2 separate regions of the Homo sapiens genome follow, and region 1 is linked to region 2. A link is an interaction called in ENCODE POLR2A ChIA-PET data of the cell type or tissue named here. Cell type or tissue: CD4-positive, alpha-beta T cell. All regions are shown on one strand. Each heading gives the region's core, and the rest is flanking DNA. Links, peaks and the distances in the headings are about the cores only.

Region 1 (4,403 bases), core at 196-4,195, 110 kb before region 2:
TGGAGTGCAATAGCGTGAACTCAGCTCACTGCAACCTCCACTTCCTGGGTTTAAGCAATTCCCCTGCCTCAGCCTTCCAAGTAGCTGGGATTACAGGCACCCGCCACCACACCTGGCTAATTTTTGTATTTTTAGTAGAGACGGGGTTTCGCCATGTTGGCCAGGCTGGTCTCGAACTCGTGACCTCGTGATCTGCCCACCTCGGCTCCCCAAAGTGCTGGGATTACAGGTGTGAGCCACCGCACCCAGCTGCCACATAGTTTTAAACAGATCTCACTTCTCACAGAGAAGTCACTCACTGTCGTGAAGACAGCACTAAGAGGATGGTACTAAACCATGCATGAGAAATCTGCCCCATGATCCAATCACCTCCCACCAGACCCCACCTCCAACACTGGGGATTACATTTCAACATGAGATTTAGGCGGGGACACAGATCCAATCTATATCAGACATGGAACAACTTATCCCTTAGAGCCACTGGAAGGAACTAACCCTGCTGACACCTTGTTCTCAGATGATTAGCCCACAGAACAAGGACAGAACACATTTCTGTTGTTTTAAGCCACCCAGTTTGTGGTATTTTGTTATGGCCACTCTAGGAAACTAAAATACCCTCTCTACTCTTTCTTGCATTGCTAATAATCTCAACACAACTCAGCATTTTCTTCTATGGGAAGCCTTCCTTGCACTTTCCCATCCCTAAACCATTCCCCCTTAATTACAAGTCTTTCCTCTGTTGTCTCATTGCATTCTAAAGTCTTTATTATAATGCATTGCTATGCAGTCATCTTTTTTTTTTTTTTTTGGTCTCTTTAGTAAGAGTACTGTAGAGAGTGAGTGGGTGCCTGGTAGTCTCAGTATCCTGCATGGTGCTGGCAAGAAGAAAAAGAAGTACAGTTATTGTTTGGTGAATGCTAACATGCCTCTAAAGAAATGTGATTTTTATTTCGTGTATAATGCATTGCCAACAAAATTACTGTAACATAAAAGAATAGCCATTTCTATTACTGAAGTTAACTATATTCACTAGCAATGATGAGAATTATGTCCATCCTATCTCAAATCATGAATTATTTGCTTTGAATTTATTTTACTGTTTTGAATAGTAGTTTATAACAAAAATCAATGTCATATGAGTATCTAAATAATAGAAATATCCTTTGTAAACAATAAGATACTGGGAGTCAGGAATGTTTCCAACATGCCTTGTTACCTTGACCCTCAAGGGGTTGTAATCTCTCACCTGCTTCAGTGGTGTGCATCTATTATTGGGATAAACTCACAGATTTATAAGCCTCATTAGGAAAGGAAGGATCCAAAGTGTGTAGAACAAGCTTGTCCTTATGCAGTCCAGGACAGCTTTGAACATAGCCCAACACAAATCTGTAAACTTTCTTAAAACATATGTGATTTTTTTGCAATTTTTTTTTTTTTTTTTTTTTAGCTGATCAGCTATTGTTAGTGTGTTTTATGTGTTGCCCAAGACAATTATTCCAGCGTGACCCAGGGAAGCCAAAAGACTGGACAACCCTGGTGTAGAATATTAATCTGACAAATCACTTGTCAGAAGTATGGGATTTTTACCCACTAAAAACTACCTCTTCGTGGCCCGAGGTGGCTCAGAGAGCTATCCCCACTTTGCTGTCATGGGAACTATGAATCACAGTCTCAGAGTCTACATCGAAGACCTCACAAATCTGTGGAAATCTGCCTAATAAAGATATAATAACTTGGACTTTTAAGAATTCACTAATTTGATGACTTGCCACACATGCGATTATGTTACCCTCAGATGGTAATGGAGGAATGTTTTTCTGAAAGTGATAAGAACACTATGCACATACGTTCAGGCCTAAAAAGACCGATTGTTATTAATATTAACAAAGATAGCCAAGGCCTTTAGTGTTTTGTTTGTAAAATCCCTTGCTTCATTGAGGGCTATGAGAGGAAGTAAAGACAGGCCTTCAGAGTAATTATTTTTCTTATTCACTCAATTCATGCAGCTGAACAATAGGCCTATGTAGCACAAACATTAAACATTACTTTTTAGGCTATCCCAAATTGTTTAACATACACAATGTGCCAGGCCTGTGGTGGGTTCTAGAGAGCCACAAAGGCTCAATTCCTGCCTTCAGAAGCTCACATCCACTGGGCAGAAAGGTGATTTCATTGCTACAGATTTCAATGGTAACACAAGAAAAGAATGACTCATTCCAACTTTTGCAATCAGGGAAAGCTTCCGGGGAACCAGTGGAGATCTGCTGCAAAACAGGGAAGGAAAAAAATACCAGGAACATAGTAAGTAATCACACAGATCATGGTACACACAAGGTGGGTGGAATCTGCCAGTCCTCACCTTCAGGAAGTTCATATCTAGTGGGGGAGGCAGAAACATAAAGGGAGACTGGACTACGGTATAATGGTGAGCCCTTTGGTAGAGCTCGGCATAGGGTGTTATGAGTGCACAATGCTGGCATATCTAAGAGAAGGCCCACCCAAGGCCTCTGAGTGTAAGCAACAGCAATGCTGCCTTGAAAACTAAGCAGGACTTCACCAGTGGGGAGGAAAGGGCATTTCAGGTGCATATGGACAAGCATGAATAGATATACAGGCAGCCTACTGGGGAAGTGGTTGAGGGTGGGGTGGGGCTGGAACAATATTTAGTTGGCATGGCTGCAGCTCCGGATGCAAGATATAGGGCTAAAGGGTGTGACAAAGTAAAACTGCGGGGGGCTTTGTAAGTGAAACTGTGAGAAGTAGGGCACTGGCAGCAGGAACTGAGGGAAGGATGGACCTAGAAATACTGAAGAGGTCAAATCAGCTGTGCCCTCTGATTGAATGCGAAGGATGAAAGAATGGAAGGATCCAAGGTTTTAAGACAAGGCAGAAAAGCAACTGTGTTGAGGTAAACGCTATGACAGATGGTATCACAGGGTACCCACCACAAGCTGGTGAGGTAAGGGCCTCAGCAGGATTCTGGAAAGGTGTGCTGGGCAGAATGCCCTGAAGGATGGGGAGTCAGCCAGGTGAAGGAATGGGTGGGTGGAAGAGGCCACTAAAGCAAATGAACGGCATGAACAGAGACAGGAGGCTGAAGACCACATGCTGGAGGACTGCCAGCCATTCAGAATTACTGTCCCTTACCTTCTGGAAACATTTCACTGTGTGAGAGGCACAGTGGTTAACAATGCCTCTAGGATCAGATTATTCAGGTTCACATCTGGTTGGCCACTTACAAGCTGTGTGGCCTCAGGCAAATTAGTTGACTCCCCAGTGCCTAAGGTTTGTAACACTTGCCACCCAGGAATGAAAATAACACCTTCCTCTAGGATTGTTGTGCATTCTTAGAAGAGAGTTTTGCACACAGGTTAGCTAGTAGTAACAGCAATAATATTAGTGATTATGGTAGTAGAATTACTTGGGCTTTCTTACTAACAGGAACTCACCACCAGGTCTACCTTCCAAGTCCACTGCTCCTTCCCTAGCTCCCTTTTCTCACCCTGAAATCGCCTTTGCAAAAATTATATCAGTGAGAATATTATGGCAGTGGGGGAGATCTGATCTAGCCAACCCAACTCCCCATTCCTTGCCTTTAGCTTTCAAGCTGCCTTAATTATTCTTGGACTTAGGCCTAGGCCTAGCTAACTTTGGAAGACATTTAGATTATAGTTTAAATGAGAATGAGACCATCAGGCTAGGGGAAGGAGAGGAGCCTGAATTCTGCTAATAGGCTGGTCACAAGATATGCAACTTCCCCAATTACTACTGCAATAACATCACCAATGTAGACTGGCCTTTTGAGATATCTTTTCAGGCCTTTTGCATGTCTGACACTGCTGGCTCCACTTGGTCCTGCCAAACTGCTCCTGTGGCCCCACAGAGGAGTGACTCAGCTCAAGGGGACAGACAGCTTTGACTCCCTATGATTTCATCTCCACCCCAACCAATCAGCAGCAAGCACCTAGCCACTCTCACCCCTTCCCCCAAACTGCCTTTGAAAAATCCCTACCCTACACAGGGCGGGGTCGGTTGGGGGGTCAGGGGGCGGGGGAGGGACAACATTAGGAGAAATACCTAATGTAAATGATGGGTGCAGCAAACCAACATGGCACATGTATACCTAGGTAACAAACCTGCATGTTGTGCACATGTACCCTAGAACTTAAAGTATAATAATTAAAAAAAAAGAAAAATCCCTAAACATATGAGCCTTTATGAGATTGATTTGAGTAATAACTTTGTCTACCATGTGGCATGGCCAGCCTCGCATCAATTAAACTTTTTCTTTACTGCAATGCCATGGTCTTTATTTGTGCAGTGGGCAGGAAGAACCCCCAGGTGGTTACAACCCCATCTACTCCACAATCATAGAATAACCAAAAGATCATGCTTTATAACAT
Region 2 (4,403 bases), core at 74-4,073:
CATCTGAAGACTGGTGGCAACAGAAGCCACAAAAGTAGGTGATTTCACTGAAGGAGACAGTATATAGGAAGAAACCCAAGGGGTCAGAGCAGAGTCTTTAAGAAGGAATAAGAAGGACCAACAATTGAGAATAAGGAAATGTTGCAGATTCCATGGTAAAATGAATCCTTTGACTTATCAATGGTGATTAAAATTTCACTTGAAAGAAAGCTGTAGTTCTTCATGTCCAGGTGTCACAGACCATCAGAAATATGTTTAGAGGTACTCCAAAGAATTTAGCTATCTTTAATTAATATCGTGATTTACAAAATTGTATGTTTATTCTAACTCTTTAGATGAATCTCTGAATTGCAGAAAAAGCCGTAAGACAATGTAGACATTTAATCTTTCTTAGCCTTAGTTGGAAAAGACAATGTCAAGCATGTACTTTTTTCTTTCCGGTGTGTAAGTTTCCATGATTCTTTGAACTAGTCAAAAACATAACAGCTGTAGCAAAATGCTTTGTGATTAAATGTAGGTAAGTGGCATATTTTTGTTTCCACCTCTGCTAGGTTCATTTTAGAATTTAGACATGTGTAGGTATATATTTAGTGTCTAGAGGGACAGACCTTCCAGAGTCTATTCTGCGAGTCTGAGAAACACCCTAGAAAGGAACTTCCATTGAGAAAGATGTTGAATTCACGAAAGATTCAAGGCCATGGCTGGTGTGGAAACAGTGGGGTAATTACGAGTGTGTGTGGCCCACATGGTCCTTTGTTCTTGCCCTTTATGGCACACACATCTTGTAATTTTCCAATACTAATCCCAGGGATTTGCACTATGTGTCTGAGCCCTGACACGGAAGCCAGTGGGAACAACATGACAAGACAATGATTTCCTTCAAGTCTCTGAGACAATGAAAACACAAGGCAACACTCTTGAGGCCCAGGTAAAAGAGGTAGTGATACAGAGTCATTTCCTCGGACTTTTCAGCAACAATGTGGAGACAATGGCAGCTGTAGAGACACTAGTAACCTTCAATCAATCATTGGTGGCCTCAGCGTAAGAAAGGAAAAATGTGGCAGCACATTTGACAGGCAATGACTTGATGGAGAACAGAGGACTTAAAAGGAAATGACAATGAAAGGTAGGGAGGCTGGAGCCTGTCACCATCTGCTAACTCCAACAAGGACAGTAGCACTTTGACTTGTAAGTATATCATTTCGTTTAAAACCTTTGTAGACTCAACCTGCCAAAAATTCATTTCTGTCAATTTATAAAATATAAAATATTCTTTCTTTTCTGGCTACATTTCTACCATCCAGTAGAATAAGAATGCTGTATTACAGAGCCAAATTTTTTGAATTCTAGTTTAGAAACCATACTTCTTATAAAAGAGTATAATTGCATCATCTCTGGGAAATTTATAAACCTATGATGTAGTGCTGAAATTTTATGATTTTACATATATTAGCTTTCATGTGTATTCTGTGCTGGCAGTAGTTTTCTGCTGGCCATAAGGAAGAACTATTTTAATTAACTCTGAAAATAAACCCATATCAATTAAAGATGCGTGCGCATGCACACACACACGTACATCAAGTATACATACACAAAGTTGTTACTCAGAAATAAGCCTATTTTGTGCAATTGAATCACAGCTCTTGGCACATGAAAGTGCTCAATATTATTAATATCATCATGTCTATTATTAAGAAATGTCACTGGCTTACAAATATGCCCTATTGAGAAGTAAGAGGTACATTGTCCTGGTTATTGTTTGATACTCTAAAAAAGTGGATCAGGGCAGAATCAGTTAATTGGTGTTGCTTTTATCAGTTAATGGTTGGTGAATAGAGTCACTTTAAGACAAACCATATGCAGGAGGAGAGATAGACATGCTCCTGACACTTTGCCCCAAGAACTCCTCTATCCAGCTTAGTCCCTTGTTCCAGCCTGTTCATCATGTAAATCCTGGAGACTACATTCTTCTAGGAAGAAGTGGTACAGTCTAGTGTCTTGATTCCAGAAGCCCCATAGGTTTGAATCCCAGCTCCACCCATTGCTAGTTGTGTAACCTTGGGCAATTTATTAAATCTTTTTGCGATTTATTTTCTTCATCTATAAAATGAGGCTCACTAGAACACCTAGCTCATGGGGCTACTGTGAAAATTAAAAATGTTAATACAAGCATGCAGCACATAGTAAGCCCTTGTTCTAAGTTCTTTGTATTACATGATGGTATCCTGGCCTCTCCTTTGGTAATGATTCCGCTCTATTAGACTTCAGCTGTGCTCAGTCCTCCTCCCTCTATCCCCTTTTCTGTTCCCTGTTCACTCTCATGCTAGCTTGTTGGCATTTGTGATTCCTTCTGAAGGGCTGCTGTCTCTCTTAGTCTATGACATACCTATTAATACTTGGTGACTGAGATCGAGCTACTTGGGTTCTAAGTGAGGGTTTCATGAGTCAGAATAAGAAAAGATCCCAAAGATCATGACACTCTATGGACTCTCCATGGATTATTTTCTCTTTCCTGAAAACCGGAAAATGTTGATTATTTCCTGATGATGGCATAAAGAACCAAATATTGCAGAACAAAAAGGTTGTGCTGCCAACACTTCTTAGAGAAAAAAGAGAATTACATGGAAGGCTGTTTTTCAAAAAAGAGAGTGTTATTATAAGACATTGTTTCTTTAAATATTGGCAAATACAGACAGAAGATGGTGACAAAAAGCAAGACTATTTGCATGTTCATAGATTTTAACTTAACAATTTTGGTCAATTGAAAGCAATATGAAACACAGACATAAAGTCGTATAAGGTAACAATCTTAACACTTCTTAGGCTTGGAATGGTGCTAAGTGTCTTAGAAGTGCTGTGGAGATAACAAACAGAAAGGACATCCACACCAAAACCCCATATGTACGTCACCATCATCAAAGACCAAAGGTAGATAAAACCACAAAGATGGGGAAAAAACAGAACAGAAAAACTGAAAATTCTAAAAATCAGAGCACCTCTCCTCCTCCAAAGGAACACAGCTCCTCACCAGCAATGGAACAAAGCTGGACGGAGAATGACTTTGGCGAGTTGAGAGAAGAAGGCTTCAGATGATCAAACTTCTCCGAGCTAAAGGAGGAAGTTCGAACCCATCGCAAAGAAGTTAAAAACCTTGAAAAAACATTAGACGAATGGCTAACTAGAATAACCAACGCAGAGAAGTCCTTAAAGGACCTGATGGAGCTGAAAACCATGGCACGAGAACTACGTGACGAATGCACAAGCTTCAGTAGCCAATTCGATCAACTGGAAGAAAGGGTATCAGTGATTGAAGATCAAATGAATGAAATGAAGGGATAAGAGAAGTTTAGAGAAAAAACAATAAAAGGAAACAAACAAAGCCTCCAAGAAATATGGGACTATGTGAAAAGACCGAATCTATGTCTGATTGGTGTAGCTGAAAGTGACGAGGAGAATGGAACCAAGTTGGAAAACACCCTGCAGGATATTATCCAGGAGAAATTCCCCAACTTAGCAAGGCAGGCCAACATTCAAATTCAGGAAATACAGAGAATGCCACAAAGATACTCCTCAAGAAGAGCAACTCCAGGACACATAATTGTCAGATTCACCAAAGTTGAAATGAAGGAAAAAATGTTAAGGGCAGCCAGAGAGAAAGGTTCGGTTACCCGCAAAGGGAAGCCCATCAGACTAGCAGCTGATCTATCGGCAGAAACTCTACAAGGCAGAAGAGAGTGGGGGCCAATATTCAAGATTCTTAAAGAAACGAATTTTCAACCCAGAATTTCATATCCAGCCAAACTAAGCTTCATAAGTGAAGGAGAAATAAAATCCTTTACAGACAAGCAAATGCTGAGAGATTTTGTCACCACCAGGCCTGCCCTACAAGAGCTCCTGAAGGAAGCACTAAACATGGAAAGGAACAATCAATACCAGCCACTGCAAAAACATGCCAAATCGTAAAAACCATTGATGCTAGGAAGAAACTGTATCAACTAATGAGCAAAATAACCAGCTAACATCATAATGACAGGATCAAATTCACACATAACAATATTAACCTTAAATGTAAATGGGCTAAATGCTCCAATTAAAACACACACACTGGCAAACTGGATAAACAGTCAAGACCCATCAGTGTGCTGTATTCAGGAAACCCATCTCACGTGCAGAGACACACATAGGCTCAAAATAAAGGGATGGAGGAAGATCTACCAAGCAAGTGGAAAACAAAAAAAGGCAGGGGTTGCAATCCTAGTCTCTGATACAAAGACTTTAAACCAACAAAGATCAAAAGAGACAAAGAAGGCCATTACATAATGGTAAAGGTATCAATTCAACAAGAAGAGCTAACTATCCTAAATATATATGCACCCAATACAGGAGCACCCAGATTCATAAAG

What was found. ChIA-PET counts read pairs that join two places held together with the same protein. Peaks named below come from ENCODE experiments on the same cell type or tissue, not always from the same donor. Only the 100,000 strongest peaks of a DNase experiment are listed, where the experiment ranks them.
Region 1: POLR2A ChIA-PET joins it to region 2 with 5 read pairs; 3 of 35 experiments call an interaction of 5 or more read pairs at or near these places.

The regions. Positions count from the first base shown.
Region 1 is chr4:89,281,171-89,285,573 of GRCh38, forward strand. The region is part of intron 1 of GPRIN3 (GPRIN family member 3); the gene reads right to left. Among named protein-coding and RNA genes, the nearest start is that of GPRIN3, 24 kb to the right of the region's middle. In CD4-positive, alpha-beta T cell, for the core only: no CTCF peak of the experiment used is centred there; DNase peaks (open chromatin) are centred at 1,641, 2,661 and 3,891; H3K4me3 peaks cover 1,618 bases; H3K27ac peaks cover 3,574 bases.
Region 2 is chr4:89,387,291-89,391,693 of GRCh38, forward strand. No RefSeq gene overlaps it. Among named protein-coding and RNA genes, the nearest start is that of GPRIN3, 82 kb to the left of the region's middle. In CD4-positive, alpha-beta T cell, for the core only: no CTCF peak of the experiment used is centred there; no DNase peak of the experiment used is centred there.